Linked DNA regions of Homo sapiens: region 2 is linked to region 1. The links are chromatin loops, found by intact Hi-C in ENCODE. Cell type or tissue: transverse colon. All regions are shown on one strand. Region 1 has its middle 14 kb from the start of PRIMA1. Region 2 overlaps LOC105370631 (a long non-coding RNA gene).

Region 1 (4,000 bases):
TAGTTGCCAAAGCTAATTCTGAGCACTGTAAACGAGATTCCATTCTATGTTAACAGGGTCTAAGAGAAAGCACCTTAGTCCATCCTGGGGCCACAGGCGTATGGAGCAAGCAGCGCCCCCGTGAGGCTGGAGTGGGGCCAGCAGTGATTAACGCCACTTTCTCCCAGAAGGCGCTCAGAGATAACTTCCCCGTTAAGAAATTGCCCTCCAATGCTCACCTTCCAGGGTCTGAGATTTTATTAAACAAAGTGACACTTTTCTTTTAGGTTTTTCCCCCTTGGAAAGTCTAATAAACATCACTTAATGAGCAAGGAGGGGCTCTAGGGTGCAATGATATACACTATGACTATTTTTGACTCACCCTGCTTTTTTCCAGAGCAATCTTTTTTTTTTTTTTTGAGACGGAGTCTCGCTCTGTCGCCCAGGCTGGAGTGCAGTGGCGGGATCTCGGCTCACTGCAAGCTCCGCCTCCCGGGTTCACGCCATTCTCCTGCCTCAGCCTCCCAAGTAGCTGGGACTACAGGCGCCCGCCACTACGCCCGGCTAATTTTTTTTGTATTTTTAGTAGAGACGGGGTTTCACCGTTTTAGCCGGGATGGTCTCGATCTCCTGACCTCGTGATCCGCCCGCCTCGGCCTCCCAAAGTGCTGGGATTACAGGCATGAGCCACCGCGCCCGGCCCAGAGCAATCTTAATTAAGTGGAAGGTGCCAGTAGCTCTAGAAGAATTTACCGACGGCCTCTCAAACTAACTCTGATTAATAGCAGAGGCACAAAAGTGTCGCCATAACCAGGTCACATGACATAATACAAATGACTGTCTATTGCTATTTTTAAGTAATGTTTATTAGAATCCCTTGGCACGTAATAAATTTAATTTACAGCGGCCTGCAGCCCGACTTACACATGGCCTCCTGTGGCTCAGCTCATTAACACACTCAGGGAAGAGATGAGTTTTCTCTTTAATTCTCCCATTCCATTTCTCCTTTCTAATGAGGCCAGATTGTGAAACTCTTCAGGAGAGAATTTCTCCATCGTCTCCAATACAAATCGTCTTAAACGCTCAGATTTTTTAATTATCACAGAGGCACACGGCACAGATTCATGTGAGATGGCTTGGGGCAGAGCTGGAGTAAGACATGGTGAATCATCCACGCTCACATGAGTGAGAGCTCTTGGAAGGGAGACTAGGGGAGGAGACCTTTGGATCCAAGAACCCTCCAGTTGAAGATGTGGAGGCCTTTAGACAGATCCAGCTGTTATCAGACTCTCTAGAGAGCAACAGAAGAGCTGGAGGCCAAGGGACCAATGGTCTGGGGTCAAATTCTGCTTCTGAGTTTGGTTTAGAAGACCTCCGAGGGCCTTTCCAGCTCTTAACAGTCTGATTCCTTCCATTTCTTGGCTTGAGAACAAAATTCAAAGATGAAATATCCCATCAAAAAGAGCAGGAGTCAGCATACTTGTTCTGCAGAGGACCAGATAGTAAGTATTTTAGGCTGTGCAGGCCAAGAGGCAGAATCAAGGATATTATGCAGACACTTACATAACAAGACAGAACAAATTTCCATAAATTATTATTGATGAAATTTAAAACATAATAACTAAGTACAATATTTTATTATATAGGTCTACTAATGAGAAAAATGGAATTCTTTTTTATGGGATAGCATTTTGCCTAATTGTGGTTTAAAGATAATGTTCTCCATCATCAAACAAAAGAATATTCATCTGTCATAACCCTTCTTAGATATGGGCTATAAAAACTGGTGGTAAGCTAGATTTGGCCTGCAGGTCATAGGTCGCCAACTCCTAACATAGAATAGTGTCTAACAGTGTGGGTTCTGCAGTCAGACTGCCTGGGTTGAGATCATGGAACACCAACGATTAGCTGGAAGGTTATGTCATCTCTTGCATCTGTGATCTACTGCTTCAACCATGCTGCAAAACTGCAGTGGTGTATGAAGAGACGTATTTACTTAGCTCACAAGTCGGTGGGATCCCTTTGGTCTAGGCAGGCTCTGTTGGTCCAGGTGTGCTTGCTCATGCACCTGCAGGGTGTTGCGGGTGGGTTCAGCAGCTTTGCTGATCTTGGCTGGGTTCGCCCACAGGTCTGAGGTTCTGCTGGTGCATGGCCGAGCTAGGGTGGCCTCAGCTGGGATGACCTGAGCAACTCGACCCCGTTCTATGTGTCTTTCACCTCTGGCAGGCTGGCTGGGGCACATTCTTCACATGGCCGTGAACAGAGAAGCAAAAACAAGCAAACCCAGCTCCCAAGCACTCTCCAGCTCTGTGTGCATCACACCTACCAACATGCCATTGGTCCAACACAGGGCCCAGGGGCCCAGAATCGAGGCACAGGAAGGGGCAGTGCCAAGTCACATGGCAAAGGGTGGATGCAGCAAGGGGGCAAACACGGGGCCTGCCACGCCGCCTCACCTCCCTTGGCCTGTTTCCTCATCTATAAAATGGTGGCAATCATCACAGTTTCCTTCTAAGGTTGCCATGAAGATTTAAGGAGTTAATAGTGTTATATCTTTAGAACAGAGCGTGGCGCTTAGTAAACAGCCAATAAATATTAGTCATTATGATCAGCTGATTTACTTACTCTAGGTATCAGCATCTTAATTCTATCTCCTGGTAGGACCTATGCATTCTAAGAACCTGGAAATAAACATACATAGATGGAATTATTTACTCTGGGGCTCTTTAAAAACATTCTCTATGCTCAGGTACGGACCATGGGTTCAGGGGAGGTCTAGGGGTGTCTGGTCCCAGCCTTCTGTTCCATCCACAAAGGATCTGCAGAGAGGCTGAGAGAAAGGCTCTGGTCTTCCAGGGAGACATCCTTGTGTGTCCTGAGTCTTCTGGTCCCACACCGTCTGCATGGGATGGCTGCTTCTTGATTAGGGGTTTCTTCCCCTGTCTCTCAGAGCTCAGTGTCCTCATCAGAAGGCTGGTATAAAGCCTTTGCTTCTCTCCCAGTGATCCACCATGGCCAGCTGCTGCTGTGGGGCCCTCAGCCCCCTGCCTCTTTGACCTAAGCTCCACTAGGCTGCTCTCTGTCTTTGCTCATCATGATTTTGTCAACAGGATGGGCCTTTTAAAACTCCCCGTAAGGAGGCAAGTGTCTCTGTTTGGAGTATGACTGAAGCTCCACAGTGCAAATCATTAAAAGATGCAACAGAAATTGCTAGGTGTCTGGTTGTCCCCAGCATCCATCTCTGTAATTCATTAGGAATGGGACCTCTGATTTTAAGCTGGACACATGGTTGCCCTGAATAGGAAATGTGTTTCACAGCCTCCCTTGTAGCTTGGTGTCGTCGTGTAACTGTGCACAGGCCAATAGGATGTGAGCAAAAGTGTCATTTCAGACTTGCAGAAAGTGCTCTTAAAGGAAGGAATCGACCTTCCTTTCTCTGTTCCTTTTTTCTGCCAGCTGGCATGAGGATATGATGGCTGGAGTTTGAGCAGCTATGTTGGACCATGAGGTATAAAGACCCCTATGTGGTGAGGATGGCAGATCGACAAGCTAGAAAAAGCCTGACCCCTGTTCTATGAAGCACCCCACCAGCCCCAGACTTCCTTTTACCGGAGAGAGAAATAAACTTCTACCATGTTTAAGCCTCTAGGCATTATGGATCATGTCTGGTATTTACATGGTATTTTAAAGTTTACAAAACCCATTCCTATTTATGTTCTCTTGTGATCTTCCTAGGCAAAGCAAGTAACATTATTATTCCCATCTTACAAATGGAGAAACTGAGGTCCAGGGGATTTAAGTGGATTGCCCAAGATCATATGCCTAGACAGAAGCTGTCATTCAAACCTAGACCATGTGACTCCAAGTCCAGTCTCTCAGCCAGCACTCAGCGCATCTGCCTTCTATCTATCACACCCGCTTCACCCTACCCCTCCTCCCCAACACTGCGAGCATGGTCTTTACACAAATACTCAATGCCACTCTCTTGCTTCAACCTGCTCGGTGCCTCTCCTCTGCCCCC
Region 2 (4,000 bases), 80 kb before region 1:
TAAACACTTTGGGGCTTGCAGAGTCTTCATAGAAGCTGAATTTCAAAGAGCTTCAGTTCTGTAAGATGATAAGATTTGGGGCAAAAATTAAGTGAGACAAAGACAGACATGAATGGAAGAAGCAGGAAATGAGGGAATGTGTCAGGAGTGAGGGTGGCTCCAGTGAGCCCTGGCGTGTGAGCCACCTCCACTGATCACTCGGCATTCATGGAAGTGGCACTCCAGAGTGTGACTCACCATTCGTAGAATTCTCTAGAAACGGATTCTTTTTTTCATAAGAAAGAACATATATTTTTTAAAATTAAGTGGAGAGAAGAACCAGCCATCCGTACCTCTGGAATGAGCTGGCCTCTGGAGAAACTTTGTCTCCTTCAGGGAACGGTGCGGGAGTTCTTTGCGATACATTTGTAGGAGAATCACTTGAACCCAGGAGGCGGAAGTTGTGGTGAGCCAAGATCGCACCATTGTACTCCAGCCTGGGCAACAGGAGCAAAACTCTGTCTCAAAAAAAAAAAAAAAAAAAAAAAAAAGAGAGAGAGAGACATGTTTTCTTTCTTTCATATGTGTCTGTGCCTAGGGATTTTCATGGTTGTGATTTTATACAATTGGGTACCTACTATTCACTTAACTTTATATTCTAAGTGTGCTTTCATGTAGGTACTTTTTTTATATATAATCATCATTTTCATAATAATTTAATGGTTAAAACCAGGAGTTGGCAAATCATGGCTTTTGGGGCAATAAATAAATCTTTATAAGTAAAGCTTTCTTGGAACATAGCTACACTCATTCACTTACACATTGCCTATGGCTGTTTCTTGCCACAATAGCAGGTTGAGTACATATTGCACACAGGCAATATGGTTCAATAAGCTGAACATATTTACTTATCTGGCCCTTTTCAGAAAACATTTGCCAACCCCTGTTTTAAATATGTTTTTGCCAAATAGCTTTTCAAAAGCTTCGTATGATGTTTTTGAGCATCAGGGTGTGATGGCTGATGCCTGTAAACCCAGCACTTTGGGAGGCCAAGGCAAAAGGATCACTTGAAACCAGGAGTTCAAGACCAGCCTGGGCAACATAGCAAGGCCACGTCTCTACAAAAAAAAAAAAAAAAAAAAAAAAAAAAAAAAAAAAGAATTGCATTAATTTACATTACTATCAATATTGTGAAAGGGTATCAATTGTTCTGCATCCAGGCCAGCATTTGGTGTTTGTTTTAATCTTTGCACATTTTTAAAATGAGACAAATAGTATCTTTTTTTCAATTTGAATTTCTCAAATTATTGGTGAGTAATTTTTTCCATTTATTATTTACTTTTTGAATGACTTCTTTTCTGAATTTTCTGTTCATATTCCTTACTCATTAATCTACAGAGACATTGCTCTGTATTTGTTTTTTAAATTTTGTTTTGTCTAGCAATTTATGTAAGTTCTTTGTGCAATTAAGATATTCATCTGTTTCTATCATATTTGCCATAAATTCCAGAAAAGTCTTGCCATATTTATTAATACGGTGACTTTGGGCAAATCCCTCAACCCCACTTTCCTTCAGTATAGTCAACTACAGGACAGAAGTAGAGTTATTTTTCATGGTATTATGTTGAAAATTTGATGAAAGCTTTTCATCAAATCTTTTACTAAAGAAATGAAAGTTTTAATTACTATTATCATTATTATTACCTATGAAAACAAACTAGCAGAAACAAAAACATCAAATGCATTCTGCCCAACTTTTGGAGGATATACGGCAGTGGCTTTCAAACCATGTTCTATGTACCTTAGTGTCACAGTAAGGATTCTTTCAGTTAGAAGTGAGAGAAAGCCCAGCTCAAACAGGCTTAAGCAAAGTAGGCACAACTCTTGTCTCAGGTCATTGTAAAGTTCAGGATTTGGGATATGGCCAGATCCAGGGGTCCTGACGATGTTACCAGGACTGCCTGCCTTCTCTCCATCTCTTGAGTCTGCCGTGCTTGGTTTGGGTTTTGCTCTCAGGAGGGTGCAGATCCTGGCTGCGATGGCTTGGAAGTTTGTCCCCTCCAAAACTCACGTTGAAGTTTGATCTCCAATGTGACAATACTGAGAACTGGGACCTTTCAGAGGTGATTGGGCCCTGAGGTCTCTGCCCTGATGAATGGATTAACCTATTGATGAATTAATGGATTATTGGATTATTGAGGGAGTGGAACTGGCGGCTCTGTAAAGAAATGAGGAGAGGCCTGAGCTAGCATGCACAGCCCCCTCGTCATGTGATGCCCTGCACCATCTTGGGACTCTGCAAAGATGCCCCCACCAGCAAGAAAGCCCTCACCAGATGTGGCCCCTCCACCTGGGACTTCTCAGCTTCCATAATTGTTAGAAATAAATTCCTTGATATGGTTTGGCTGTGTCCCCACCCAAATCTCATCTTGAATTGTAGCTCCCACAATTCCCGTGTGTCGTAGGAGGGACCTGGCGGAAGGTAATTGAATCATGGGGTGGGCCTTTCCCATGTTATTGTCAGGATAGTGAATAAGTCTCACAAGATCTGATGGTTTTATAAATGGGAGTTTCCCTGCACAAACTCTCTCTTTGCCGGCTGCCATGTTTGCTCTTCTTCATCTTCCGCCATGGTTATGAGGCCTCCCCAGCCATGCAGAACTATGAGTCCATTAAACCTCTTTCCTTTATAAATTACCCACTCTCAGGTATGTCTTTATCAGCAGTATGAAAATGGACTAATACATTCCTTTTTAAAAATAAATTACCCAGTTTCAAGTATTCTGTTATAAGGTACAAAAAACAAAGACACTGGTTTAAGCCCAATCAGTCCAGCAAACTTCTGCTTCAGCGCATCCAGGACAGTTTCCAAGGCCAGACTCTTTGGACCATCCTGGGTCCCAGGCCCTTCCTGAATCAATCATTATGGCCAGGATGTGGCACTGGCAGACTGGTTGGGCCTGGTGGATGAAGTCCCTATCTACAAATGGGTGAGGGGGAGTCCCCAGAGGAAAATCAGGCACTGTCACTAGACAAAGGGGCCATGAGCACAGGCAGACAGGAAACAGACATCTCTGCAGGTGCCTCAGGGACTACACTGAGAGCCAGGGGGCTGAGGGCTCAGGAGACCTTTCTTTCCTTCCCCCCATTCAGCCACATCACCTTCAGCTATTTTATATATTGGTCCTCTGGGTAAGAATTTTTTTAAGAAACAGCTTCTGCTGCTAAGTGAGTCTGCACATGCCTGATGTGGACTAAGGGGAAGTGTCCAGAGAGAAAGCCATGAATGAGGGACAAGAACCTGTATTTTGCAGAGAATCATGGCAAGGAGGCTCTGAGAAGGTAGGCACCACATTCCTAGAATGTGAATTTATTGGTCCTGGGATTACAGCAGGAAGCAAGGCTGACACCGTTTGGGTCTGTGTCCCCACCCAAATCTCATGTCAAATTGTAATTCCTAATGTTGGAGGGGGGGCCTGGTGGGAGGTGACTGGATCACGGAGGTGGATTTCCCCCTTTGGTTCTGTTTTCATGATAGAGTTCTCGAGAGATCTGGTTGTTTTAAAGTGTGTGGCACCTCCCCTCTCTCTTCCTCTAGCTCCCAGCCATGTTTCCTGAGGCCTCCTCAGAAGCCAAGCAGATGCCAACGTCATGCTTCCTGTACAGCCTGCAGAACCATGAGTCAATTAAACCTCTTTTCTTTATAAATTATGCAGTCTCAGGTATTTCTTCACAGCAATGAGAGAACGGACTAATCCAAAGAAAAAGACCCATCTTCAAGGCACTTACATTCTAATTATCCAGGCAGCAACATGTAAGTCAGTAAATATTATATTGTGCTGTATTAGAAGCAAGTAGTGTCACAGGCTCTGAAGGAACATAAGACACCATGATCAAGAGGGATGAGGTTGGGGGGCCCTTTACCTAGGATCCCAGGGAGGGCCTCTCTAAGGAAGCGACATTTGAGCTGGGATCCTCGAGAAGGAAACCTGGAGAAGGAGCATCCTGCCAGAGGCCCCAG

The links. Hi-C counts contacts between places; a loop is a spot of excess contacts. Peaks named below come from ENCODE experiments on the same cell type or tissue, not always from the same donor. Only the 100,000 strongest peaks of a DNase experiment are listed, where the experiment ranks them.
Region 2: it touches region 1 in a loop (5-fold over the local background); 9 of 110 quality-filtered maps call a loop at or near these places.

What each region holds. Positions count from the first base shown.
Region 1 is chr14:93,800,966-93,804,965 of GRCh38, reverse strand. No RefSeq gene overlaps it. Among named protein-coding and RNA genes, the nearest start is that of PRIMA1, 14 kb to the right of the region's middle. In transverse colon, no CTCF peak of the experiment used is centred here; no DNase peak of the experiment used is centred here; H3K27ac peaks cover 1,252 bases.
Region 2 is chr14:93,880,853-93,884,852 of GRCh38, reverse strand. LOC105370631 (a long non-coding RNA gene) reads right to left here. Exons shown (of 3, transcript XR_944162.3): 2 at 333-497; 3 at 1-58. Among named protein-coding and RNA genes, the nearest start is that of FAM181A-AS1, 44 kb to the left of the region's middle. In transverse colon, no CTCF peak of the experiment used is centred here; no DNase peak of the experiment used is centred here.